Regions from separate parts of the Homo sapiens genome. Here region 1 is linked to region 2. Evidence: chromatin contacts called from ENCODE Hi-C or POLR2A ChIA-PET data. All regions are on one chromosome and are shown on one strand. The core of a region is the stretch at or near the end of the contact, and the rest is flanking DNA. Distances in the headings are between cores, read along the strand shown. Region 1 has its middle 78 kb from the start of FZD7. Region 2 has its middle 100 kb from the start of CDK15.

Region 1 (6,037 bases), core at 1,966-4,465, 46 kb after region 2:
GTGGTGGCTATCTGGGTTAGGAGGCTGGGCGGGCAGCTGAGGGTGAGTGGTAAGCTGCTCTACTGCACCCCATGAGACAGCCCCCGTTAGGTCAACCTCACGCAGCAGCACACTGCACAAAATAAGGTTGGTTTTAGCTGAGCACTTAACATTTGTTTGCTTCTCAGCTTGTTTCATCCTTTCATAAAACGAAAAATATCATACATACAAAAAAGCAGAGAGGACAATACATTGAGCCCCCAAATATACCTCCCCCAGATTCAACAATTATCAGGATTTTACCACATTTGCTCAATCTATCCCTTTTTCCTTTTCTATCTTTGCTGAAATGTTTTTTTGAAAGCAAATGCAAGATATGCTATCTCTACCCATATATTTCAACATGCATCTCCCCCAAAAATATGAACATTTTCTTACATGACTACCGCACTATTTTCATGCCCAAGAGAATAAACAATAATTTCTTGGTGTTCTCTAATACTCAGTGTCTCCTTTTGCCTATAAGAAATGATGCCTTGAGATTAGAATCAGGGCTAAGGAAAAGCCTCCCCTCATGCTGTTTAAGACCAGAATGAACACTATAGCCCAAGTCCATTCTCCAAGCTTCAGTCCAGAATCTTTGCCTTGGTTTTGCAGGCAGACATTTCCCATAAACATCTACCTCTGTGCCTTCTCCCAACCCCAGCGCAGCCTCTAAAACAAGAGTTTGGGCTTTTCAGCTACAGAGTGTCCTCGAAGTGTAGAGTGTATCAGAATCACCTGGCACTTGTTAAAATGCAGATTTCTGGGCTCCACCCCAGAGTTTCCAGCTTAGTGAGTGTGGGGCAGGGCTGGGAATTTGCATATCTAACAAGTTCCCAGATGATGAGGATTCTGCTAGTCCAGGGACCATACCTGGAGAGCCACAGAGCTACCACAAACCACACAAATGGGTCTTTCTTTGAGGAACTACGGCCTGCTCTGCTGAGGCTGCCTCATGACATGGCTCCAGCAGTGCCTTGTGCTCCAGGGCCATCCGTGTGCAGACAGAGATTGGGAATGCTTTCATTACCCTGAAGTTATTCCTGACGCTGACATACTTGGGCCTCGGTGTATCAGCTCCCACTAAGCAAGTTTCTGTTGCCTTGTTACCCAGCAACTAGCCCAGCTTTGCTCTCCCATGCCTGGGCTCCTTGCCTGGTAACCCATTCCCTGAGGGACCAGATTCTCATCCTCCAATCTCAGCTTTCTCTGGTCAAGTCACCTTACACCAAATCCTTGACTTGTCCTGGGGCTTGGCTGACTTTCTCCATGCCTTACCAGGGCAAGTCCAGCCGTTGTGAGGAAACACCCTTTCCTATTACATCTGCTCAGAGCAGCACCTTTTCCTCATTCACACAGAAGTGCAGTGCCAGGCCCTCGTCTGGTTCTCTGTCCATTCCTTGCTCCATCCTGATCACCTATTGAGCCTGGACCATTGAATCATAAGTCCCATCTGGCTCCCACCCCAACCCTGCTCATTCCCCCTCCCTCCCCACCCTTCCCAGAAACAGCAGCACACGTGCTTCCTAGGGCTGCCCAGCCCTGCTCTGTCAAGACCGAGGCCTGAGCCAGAAGGGCTTCCTGAAAAGCCAAAGCCACATCCCCTCCCAGGCAGGTCTGATGGCTCTCCCTCGATCAGGAAGCTTGTCCCAGGACACAGCCTCACCCTAGTGGCACTGGGTTTCCTTCTCAGAGGAGCAGCTGCCCTGAAGGAAAGCTGGGCTGGGTTTTGCCCAATTTCTCAGAGGGGTTGCTCTTGGGGCTTGAACCTCTTTATACACTAAAGTCAGCCAGCCAGTGAGTCAGCTAAATTTACTAGCCCTATTGGCCCTCAGACGGGCCCGTGGGCAAAGACTAAAAATAGCAGGTGTGAGGGCCCCAGCTTTGGGGTGGGATGGGTGAGCGCATTCATCCATCCATCCAGGAAACACTCACTGAGCACCTAGGAGGGCAGGAACTGTTTTGGACATGGGGCACCAACCAAATGACAAAATCCTTGTCTTTATAGAGGTTGCATGCCAATGAAGGAGACAGATAATCATAAACAAATTTGCAAAAATATGTAGAAGACTCACATAATTCTATAGTAGGGTCCAAAAATCTCAATAGTGTCAAGTGTGGGATCCTGTGAGATTGATAAAATATCAGGGTGAACATGCTGCAGATGGCAGGAATCAGCCACCAATCATATTTCCTCTTTGCTGAAGTTACTGTGGGTTGTGCTATTAAAGGGCACCACTGCATATTAAGTCATGTAAGAAGGAAATGCTAAGAAAATACATAAAACATGGCAGGAGGGCATGCAATGCTGGGGTGGGGAGAGCTGAAATTTTTTATTCTATTTATTTTATTGAGACAGACTCATTCTGTCACCCAGGCTGGAGTGCAGTGGCATGACCTTGGCTAACTGCAACCTCTGCCTCCTAGGTTCAAGCAATTCTTGTGCCTCAGCCTCCTGAGTAACTGGGATCACAGGCGTGAACTACCATGCCCAGCTAATTTTTTGTATTTTTAGTAGAGATGGGGTTTCACTATGTCGCCCAGGCTGGTCTCCAACTCCTGGGTTCAAGCGATCCACCCTCCTAGTCTTCCCAAAGTGCTGGGATTACAGGTGTGAGCCACCGCACCCAGCTGAGTTGAAATTTTATATAGCCCGATTTATTTAATAAGAAGAATGCCTCACTAACAATGCAACCTGAAATGGAGATTGCATCCCCCTACTGGCACGTACAGGACTGAGAAATCCAGAAACACGGAGGCATAGGAAGGTACAAAAAATAAAGGCAAGGATTGGGAATCGCTAAAGAGACCATAGCAAAGGGAGTCAAATGAAGGGACCAGAAGACCAGAAACAGATCCTCTAGCAATGGATGATGTAGTTACTGGCATCCCTTCAGAGAGAGAAGGAAGGGGACATTCCAGGCAGGTGGAAGAAGACAGGAGATGACTCAGAGGTGAGAAAAAGCAAATAATATTCCAAAGAAAAATTTTCTTGGCTGGATTGTTGACGAGCAAGAGTTAACATGGATCCAGGGTAAGAGGACTAGGAAATGCAAAGTGTGAAAATTCAAAATCAGGAAGAACGATTTTATCTTGAGCAAAAGGCCCTCGGACGCCATCACAGGCTTGGAGATGCGGGTGGTACCCACAGTTGCCTAAGGAAGACTGGCAGGGGGGCTCACATGCTGTGGAGAAGCGGTGGCCCAGAGCTGGCAGTGGAGACAGAGAGGCTGCCAAGGGCAGTAGCCAGGAACTGTGGGCTGTTCTGGCCCCTTTGTCTCTCCAAAGATGTGTGGGAGGCACAGAGGGCCAGAGGTTTCCCAACTCCTGAGCAGCTCCCTTGTTCCTGTTTATTCTTATTCCTTTAATGATATGATGAGCTCATGTTCTCAGAGGTGCCAGGAATGAATTAGCCATGCAGCTCACTTCAGCATTAGCAGAAACCATGGAGTGTCCTGCAGCAGGTAGGTCTGAGCTGCGTGTCTGGAGAGGGCAGGATGACAGTGCCACATGCATGTGGGTCCTGCCCTCCAGGAGCCAGCCGGCGACCCTGCCAGCAATGGTGGCCAAGCAGGAGGGAGGGGCAGCTGCTCAGACCACCAGGGAACAAAATGTTCCTCTCCTCTTTGGAGGAAAATAATCAAGTAGATTTCCTCTTTCTTTTTTACTATTCTTGCTTGCTATGGCAGAGCCATAGACTCTCCAAGGAGAGATTCCTTGAAACCACTGCCTCCTTTCCTAGGTCTCAGCTCCCCAGCCTATAATTGCATGTGTGTAAATCCCTCCCCAACCCCACACTCATCCTCATTTCTAACCAGCTCTTCCTAAAATTCCACTCTTTCTTAAGGAGTCTCTTCCACAGAACCCTGGGGAAACTCACTCCATGGTCCATTTAAGTCTTCATTTTCCTCTCACCTTAACCCAAACCAGTGCAGGCGAGTCAACATCCTGCCTCTTCCTGCCCCCTTACCGAAGCCTCGCCTTCTCCTAGTGTCTTCCGCACAACAGGGGAAGCAGCAGCATGTCTATGCCATTTGGTCATGCCAGTCAAGTCCCTGCCATCTGGGCACACCGCCTTCTCCAGGTCTCTGCTGGCTTCTGGATTGCATTTCCCGTCTTTCCCCTGTCATCATCCTTGGTGACCTCAACCTTCATGTCAATGACCTGTCCAGCTCCCTGACCACCCTCTTCTGTGCCCTTCTCCACACGGATGACCCCTGTCCCATAGGATAGCGACCACAGCTGGACCGCATTACACGGTTCTGCCTCCCCTCCAAGAACTCGAGCGTGGTGCAGACCCTTCAACCTCAGCCTCCTACCCTGCCGACATCCCGCTTCCTCACTCCTCCTGAACCAGTTCTTTGTCATTGCTGAATCGTCTCATTTCTTGACCCTTTGTAACACAAACAATCTAGTACCTCTCTGTGGTCTACATTTTCAATACACACATATACAGCTCTCCAGGTTCTACCATGCCTTCTTCCCTGGGTCTCCTTCCTCCCCAGCAATTAGTACTATGGAGCCAAAAGAAAGAAATACTTGCAAATTTACCTTCTCTTCTAAGATGCAATTACTTTTGCACCAACCTAATTTATGCATTAATATTATGCACTTACTATAGGCTAGATTCCTCTAAATACTTTGTGTGGGTTGTCTCCTTTAATCCTCACAATAACCCATGGGGTGGGTATAATCATTACTCCCATTTAACATATAAGGAAACCGAAAGCACAGAAAAAAAAAAGTACTTTGCCCATGGTCATGCAGTTGGAGGCAAGATTCAAACCCAGAATCCACTATCACTCACCCACCTTCCAAGTTAAATAGAACAGGTATTGGTCTACTACAGTTTTTATTTATTATTTATTTTTAGCTGCTCCTTGCAGAGCAGGGCTAATTCTTAGGCAGTGTGCCTGAAGTTAGCCTATTAGTGTGTGTGTGTGTATATATATATATATATATATATATATTTTTTTTTTTTTTTTTTTTGAGACGGAGTCTTGCTCTCATTGCCCAGGCTGGAGTGCAAGGCACGCTCTCGGCTCACTGCAACCTCTGCCTCCCGGGTTCAAGCAATTCTCCTGCCTTAGCCTCCCAAGTAGCTGGGATTACAGGCACCCGCCACCATGCCCAGCTAATTTTTTGTATTTTTAGTAGGTACAGGGTTTCACCATGTTGGCCAGACTGGTCTCGAACTCCTGACCTCAGGTGATCCGCCCACCTCAGCCTCCCAAAGTGCTGGGGTTACAGGCATGAGCCACCATGCCCTGTCACCTACTAAGATTTTTAAAGCAGTGTGCCTGTGATTCATTCTAACCTTCATATAGTAGTGCTTTATACAGTGGAGAAACTCAATAAAGATACGTTGAAAGTATTTAAATTACACCAATCTGATTTGTGTAGAAAATGTAAGACACTCAAGTTCATGAAGTGAGCTCCAAATGTGAAAACACTGAAAAAATGGATGCGTGGATCAAAGGCACAAGCATGCATATTAAAAACAAACAAACAAAAAACACTCTTCTACTTGAATCATTAAACTTAAAATTTTATAACACTGTAATCTATGCTCATTCAGATGCAAATTTCCAATTGTTGATGTATTTACATCCATTTCTCAAAGAATCAACACTTGGAATAAACAGTCATGCAAATAGTATCAGAAATTTCTTTTCTTTTTTTTTTTTTTTGAGACGGAGTCTCGCTCTGTCGCCCAGGCTGGAGTGCAGTGGCACGATCTAGGCTCACTGCGAGCTCCGCCTCCCGGGTTCACGCCATTGTGCCATTCTCCAGCCTCAGCCTCCCGAGTAGCTGGGATTACAGGTGCCTGCCACCACACCCAGCTAATTTTTTTGTATTTTTAGTAGAGACGGGGTTTCACCATGGTCTCGATCTCCTGACCTCATGATCCTCCCACCTCGGCCTCCCAAAGTGCTGAGATTACAGGCGTGAGCCACCGTGCCCAGCCCAGAAATTTCTTAAAGACTCAACTCAGATTTGTTTTTAAATTTATACT
Region 2 (6,890 bases), core at 854-3,353:
ATCATGAGGCTTGAAAGGGTTTGACTCATGACAACTGTATAATAAATGATAGTTACTAGTATTGTCATACACATCACAAATACAATCAACATTATGGATTTACTCCCATCTAGGCATGAATAGTCGTGTGTTTATGTGTACACAATGTGACAAAGAAGAAACACAATAGCCACAATTTATCGGGCACTTATTATATGTCAGGTAGTAGAATAGGGGTTCTGCACACATAACCTCATGCTTTTCATATATATGACCTGATTTATTCCTCATAGCCATCTGTGAAGTAGTTAATATTATTTTTATTATTATTATATATTTTTTTGAGACAGTCTTGCTCTGTTTCCCAGGCTGCAGTGCAGTGGTGCGATCTCGGCACACCACAACCTCCGCCTCTCGGGTTCAAGTGATTCTCATGCCTCAGCCTCCCTAGTAGCTGGGACTACAGGCGTGCGCCACCACACCCAGCTAATTTTTTGGTATTTTTAGTAGAGACAGGGTTTCACCACGTTGGCCAGGCTGTTCTTGAACTCCTGACCTCAGGTGATCCGCCCACCTCAGCATCCCAAAGTGTTGGGATTACAGGCGTGAGCCACCATGCCCAGCCAGTAGTTAATATTATAATCCTCCCTTTCAGATGAAGAAAATGAAGCTCGCCAGGCACAGTGGCTCACGCCTGTAATCCCAGCAGTTTGGGAGGCCGAGGCAGGCAGATCACTTGAGGTCAGGAGTTCAAGACCATCCTGGCCAATATGTTGAAACCCCATCTCTACTAAAAATACAAAAATTAGCTGGGCATGGTGGCACATGCTTGTAGTCCTAGCTACTCTGGAAGTTGAGGCAGGAGAATCACTTGAACCTGGTAGGTGGAGGTTGCAGTGAGCTGTGACAGTGCCACTGCACTCCAGCCTGGGTGACAGAGTGAGATTCCATCTCAAAAAAAAAAAATAAAAGAAAATAAAAGAAAAAAGAAAATGAAGCTTACACAAGTTAAGTGACTTGCTTGGAGTCACACAGTTGATATTATATATGGTGATGCTGAGCTTAGATTCCAGAACTGCTTTGAGAGCCTATGCTTCTAATCACTATTCTACAGTGTCTCTCTGAGGCAATAGGCTTAAAAAAATAGATTCCAAAAATTGCTGCTTTCAAACGTGTTGTCTTTTAAAGAAATCTCTTTGAAAAGTGCCAGCTTACCCCATCAATACTGCCATTGTTCAGGCTCTTTGGCCTTCAGAACCATACACAATCCTCACGAGAAAATGAGTCTCAATTTTATCATCCTCATCTTTTAATCTAAAATGGTATTACTTAACTTGATCATGCACCTTATTCCCCGGACTTTGATCTAAATGAATTTTAGCTGTTAAAAATCAAATCCACCTTTAAAGGATAAATATTTGTCCTCATCAAGATACTCCATTCACTTCAGTGTCGAAAAAGAAACGATCCAGAGTGTTTTTAACAGCATCTTTGGAATAAGTAATTCATCTTCCAGGGAGATTGCTTTGAAGGAGAGCCTCATGTGGGATGCATAAGCTCTGGTATGTTTATTTAAAACATACCTTAAATTTCCTTACACATATTCACAAGTAACTTGCCTGGAAGCCCCAGACACTCAGCTCTACTAAGGCAGGAGAAATTGATGAGGTCATCAAGTCCTTTTGAATTGTATGTTCCTAGACTCTTAAACTTTTATTCAGTGAATTGTAAACATGAGCAAAAGGTTTCACTGCGGGAAAGGACCCTGCCTAAACAGAGACGCTCACACACATGCACCTCAACCCACCTCTCCATTCTGCAATGTGGAGCCTTAAGCCATTGCTGGCTTAGGGCTAGAGAGACTATTTGGGGCTCTGAAGAGACAAATCAGAATAGGCAGCTTTTTTGATAGGAAGTCAGCAACTTCCATTCTTGCAACTACCCTGAGCTTAACTTAAATGCCTTCCAGTTGCTAAAAACCTGCAGCTGTATCTGAGCCCAGACAGCCTTTTAACAAAAGTTGTCCATTTTTATGTGGCCAGCCATTGGGTAATCAATACACACGAGATCATCCTTCCACAACCTTTTTCAGTCGCCAACACTTGATGAGTCAGGGTAGTTAACCCAGCCCAAAGACACTGTAGCTGGGCTTCATCACTACATTAGACCCTACTTAAACCCTTCCTTGCTGATTTACTTACAGCACAGCTCTTCTACTTTTTGCAGTAACATAACTTTGGTTAAAGTTCTTGTCACTTTCAGTTTTGCCTACGCTGCCTCCCACTTCCTCCCAAAGCACCCCCCGCCCCCATCATGCTGTGCTCTCCAGATGTTCACAGTCCTGAAATATCCCACATGACAAAATATATACATGTTGTAATTATCCAAGTAAGTCCATCTTTGCTTACTTTGGTCTGGTTCCCATTTGTCTTATCAGTTAAATAGCAAAACTTTGATTAGTGTGGTAGGCAGAACACTGCCCACCCCCCAACCAAAGATCCCCACATCCTAATCCCAGGAACCTATACCCATGCTATGTTACATGGCAAGGGGGAATTAAAGTTGCAAATGGAATTTAGGTAACTGATTAGCTGACCTGAGAATAGAGAACATATCCTGGATTATCTAGGTGGGCCCAATGTTATCACAGGGTCCTGAAAGTGTGTAAACCAAAAAGTATCTGAGACAAGCCTCAATCAATTTAGAAAGTTTATTTTGCCAGCCGGGCACGGTGGCTCACGCCTGTAATCCCAGTGCTTTGGGAGGCTGAGGCGGGCGGATCACGAGGTCAAGAGATCGAGACCATCTTGGCCAACATGGAGAAACCCCGTCTCTACTAAAAATACAAAAATTAGCTGGGCGTGGTGGCATGTGCCTGTAGTCCTAGATACTCAGGAGGCTGAGGCAGGAGAATCACTTGAACCTGGGAGGTGGAGGTCGCAGTGAGCCGAGATTGCGCCACTGCACTCCAGCCTGGCAACGGAGCGAGACTTTGTCTCAAAAAAAAAGAGAGAGTTTATTTTGCCAAGGTTAAGGATACACCTGCGACACAACTTCAGGAGGTCCTGACGACGTGTGCTCAAGGTGGTTGGAGTACAGCTTGCTTTTATACATTTTAGGGAGACATAATACATCAATCAATACATGTGAGATCTACATTAGCTCCATCTGGAAGGGCAGGACAACACAAAGGTGGGGAGGGCTTCCAGGTAACAGGTAGATTTAAACAGATTCTCACTGGCAATTGGTTGAAAGATCTGTTATCTGTAGAAAAGAATGTCTGAGTTACCATAGGGGTTGCAGAGACCTAGGTTTTATCATGCAGATAAAGCCTCCAAGTAGCAGGCTTTAGAGAGCAAAGTAAATTTCTTATCAGACTTAAGGTCTGTGTTGATGTTAATGCTGGAGGGGTCTAATGAGGTATGTCCAACCCCTGCTTCCCTTCATGGCCTGAACTGGTCCTTCAGGTTAGATTTTTAGGGTGCCCTGACTGAGAAGGGAGTCCATTCACATGGTTGTGGGCAGGGCCTTTGAATTTTATTTTTGGTTTACAAGTGTAAGAGTGAGGCGGAAGAGAAAGAGTGATGTGATGGAGAACCGGGCCTGCTGTTGCTGGCTTTGAACATGGGAGAAGAAGGCCATCAGCCAAGGAATGCAGACAGCCTCAAAAAGCTGGAAGGGACCAGGAAACAGACTGCCCCTACAGCCTTCAAAATGGAGCACAGCCCTGCCGAAATCTTTGTTTTTAGCCCAGTGAGTACCATTTTAGATTTATGAACTAGAGAATCGTAAGAAATTTGTGCTATTTTAAGCCACTGAATTTATGATAACATGTTATCGCAACAATAGGAATCCAACACAATCAGCTGAAGCCTAAATAACCAGAAGACACATTCACTTCACATTTTCTGCGTATCACTTTTGAGAGAAATATTCAAATCTCAAGAGAAACTTAAATCAACAGTTTACTTTTAAGCAAGATCCTAGATTGAATTCTCTTCAAACAGACCCTGACAGGATTGGGGGCCACAGGTTTATTGGGGAGCTCTCTCTGGTGCAAAAAGCTAGATCTGGCTGAGACACTGGCCTGCAATGCAACTGCATCTGAGGCCTTAGGCAATCCTACAATCCTACAGGCAGCTCTGGAACTGGGATGGCCCTTCAAAATAGCCCCAAACTGAGGCAAAGGGGCTGAAGCTCTGTATCCACATCATCTGGTTTGAGAGACAGAACAGCCTTGGGTGAGGCGGTTCCTGGTGGCTTGGAGCAACGCCCAGGCAATAAGATACTGTGAGCCATCCACCTTTGATATTTCTACCTACTGCTGCTGGGGGACGGATGGGTTGGCGCTGAGGAGAGGATCTGGGCAGGCGCTAGGATATTCCCTACAAGCAATCTATGTTTCTATGGGCGTGTCCTGAGATCAATACCTATTCCATCTTGTCTTGCTATGACATAAGAAGAGCTATTATTAATTTAGTGCTTCCTACATAACAGAGACTATTTGAAGGACTTTACACTCACTGTCTCTAGTCCTAGCCTCCTCCTAACCTAGCAAAGTAACTATAATTAGTTCCACTCTGCAGATGAGGACACTAAGGCTCAGAAGCTTAGACAGGCGGAGTGCTTTGTCCCAGGCCACCCAGCTAGTGAAGTGGCAGAGCCAGGTTTTGACATCAAAGCCAGCCCATTTTATCCTCAGTCTTCCACAGAGCACACGGACCACACCCCTAGAAAGAGAGTCAGCATTCACAGACATCAACCTGGCACCACAAAAATTCTTGGTCCTCAAAGAAAGATAAGATTGTATTTGGTAAACTCTGATTCCTAAATAGGAAAAGGAGCCTGAGACAGATTGATAAGATATTAAACAAGGCTGAAAATGAAGAAAAAAAAAAAAAACTTCTGGTGGCCCAGAAGGGTTGAGTTGATCAAAGTTTGAACTACACACTGTAAATCAAAGTTAATTACATTTTTACTCCAGGTTGTATGTGGTGGATTTTGTCATCATTTTTACTTGTTCCTCGGTGTTCTCTTTCCCAGTGGAAGCTCCTGGGGGAAAAGGGCCAAGAGGTTCTAAGTTTCCTCATATGGCCCCTAGCACCACATCAACACAGGAGAGCACATCATAAATACCATTTGATGATTTTCTTCCCGCGCATTCATAGCCCCAGACCCTGTGTAAAGGCCTGCTGAGCAATATCATTCACTGAAGTGCTACTCTCCCTGCAGGTTGGGTCCAGAAAATATGGTGCTCGGAAAACACTGTAAAAGCTGCCTCTTTAATAAGGATCCTGGTGTCCCGTGATGGATGCTATAAAACCTCAGACTGGCTGGTGTGCTCACAGCCATGTAGGACCATTAACAGCGTCTGGTCCTGTGGTAACATACTTCATATTCACAGTGCAAAAGAGAAAGCATTTATTATAAATAATGCTAGGTGACCCTGGAGTAAACACAGCTGTGCCCTCGTGGTGTCTTGTCAGTGGTGCTCCCTCAGTAGATTAAAGAAATCCATGTTTTATGGAGCCATCACTTATTCTGTGTATACACAGAGGGCTGGTTTGCTATCAACCTGCAGCTCACTGTGTATAAGGTTTCAGGCCCAGGAACTGCATGAAGCTGAGATGCTTCACTAAAACACTTATTCTTGCATGTTCTAATATTTGCAAAAGGGGATGAGAGTCGGTTTCTATTTGTTCCTAAATGATTTACACGACAATTGGGGCTCTATACAACTTGTGGCTGCCCTTCAGATTTCTTATAAGCTCCTCTCTGCACTGAGCTTATAAGCTCCCCTGCAGCTGAGGCTGGGGGAATGAACATGACTGTCATCCACTAGCTGTGGGACTTGGGGCTATTCCTTTAACTCTTTGAGTCTTATTTTTCTCTCTTTTTTTTTTGTTTGATTTTTTTGAGATGGAGTCTCACTCTGTCACCCAGGCTGGAGTGCAATGGCACGATCTCGGCTCACTGCAACCTCCGCCTCCCGGATTCAAGCAATTCTCCTGCCTCAGCCTCCCAAGTAGCTGGAATTACAGGCACGCACCACTACGCCAGGCTAATTTTTGTATTTTTAGTACAGATGGGGTTCCACCATGTTGGCCAGGCTGGTCTTGAACTCCTGACCTCAAGCGATCCACCTGCCTCAGCCTCCCAAAGTACTGAGATTACAGGTGTGAGCCACCACAGCTGGCCACTTTTCTCCTTCTTAAACATGGGAGAATGAGCTCTGTTTCCTGGAATTTGTGCTAAATTAGATGGTCATCCCCAAATTAGGGGACAGAGTAGGAAGGAAGTGGTAGTACAGCGTTAAGATCCCTTAAGCTGCTAGGAAAAAAATAGAATATATATACATATTGTATTTACATAACTTTATAATATAGGCATAGTAATAAATACAATTTTTGTTAAATATGGACATGTAAAATCATGCACAGATTATATATTATACAGCTGACCCTTGAACAACAGGTTTGAACTTGAAGGGTCTACTTACACTTGGATTTTTTTTCAGTCAAACACAGATGGAAAATAAAGTATTCACGGGTTGCAAAACCTATCTATAGCAAGGGCCAACTTTTCATATGCACAGGTTCTGCAGGACCAACTGGAGGGCTTGAGTATGCATGGATTTGGATATACGGGAAGTGGGGTGGGGGTCCTGGGACCAGTCCCCACATATACCAAGGGATGACTATGTATGCACTTGTAGATGTGTGTGTATATGTATATAAAAGGCTTGCATTATTTAATTGTATACGATTGGTACAGCAGCATAAACACAATTTATAAGTAAAAACTATACATATATTGGGGTGAGCCACCAGGACCAGTGAACGACATAGCCCAGACTAACACTGTAGTTTGGAGTGGTGAACCAACGCCATATGGTGGTTTTCTTACAAGAT

The links. Hi-C counts contacts between places; a loop is a spot of excess contacts on that map. ChIA-PET counts read pairs that join two places held with the same protein, here RNA polymerase II (POLR2A). Pooled maps may share reads with other maps.
Region 1: a loop to region 2 is called in a map of GM12878, with 2.8 times the contacts of the local background. The contact joins two enhancer-like sites. A Hi-C loop is called at or near these places in 1 of 168 maps with a recorded cell type or tissue (GM12878) and 1 of 50 pooled maps. POLR2A ChIA-PET finds 5 or more read pairs at or near these places in 7 of 52 experiments (AG04450, BJ, GM12878 and 4 more).

The regions. Positions count from the first base shown.
Region 1 is chr2:201,952,514-201,958,550 of GRCh38, forward strand. No RefSeq gene overlaps it. Among named protein-coding and RNA genes, the nearest start is that of FZD7, 78 kb to the right of the region's middle. Within about 2 kb of position 3,216, at least 6 of the 41 ENCODE cell types and tissues checked have a DNase peak (open chromatin) inside an H3K27ac peak, as active enhancers do.
Region 2 is chr2:201,907,973-201,914,862 of GRCh38, forward strand. No RefSeq gene overlaps it. Among named protein-coding and RNA genes, the nearest start is that of CDK15, 100 kb to the left of the region's middle. Within about 2 kb of position 2,104, at least 3 of the 41 ENCODE cell types and tissues checked have a DNase peak (open chromatin) inside an H3K27ac peak, as active enhancers do.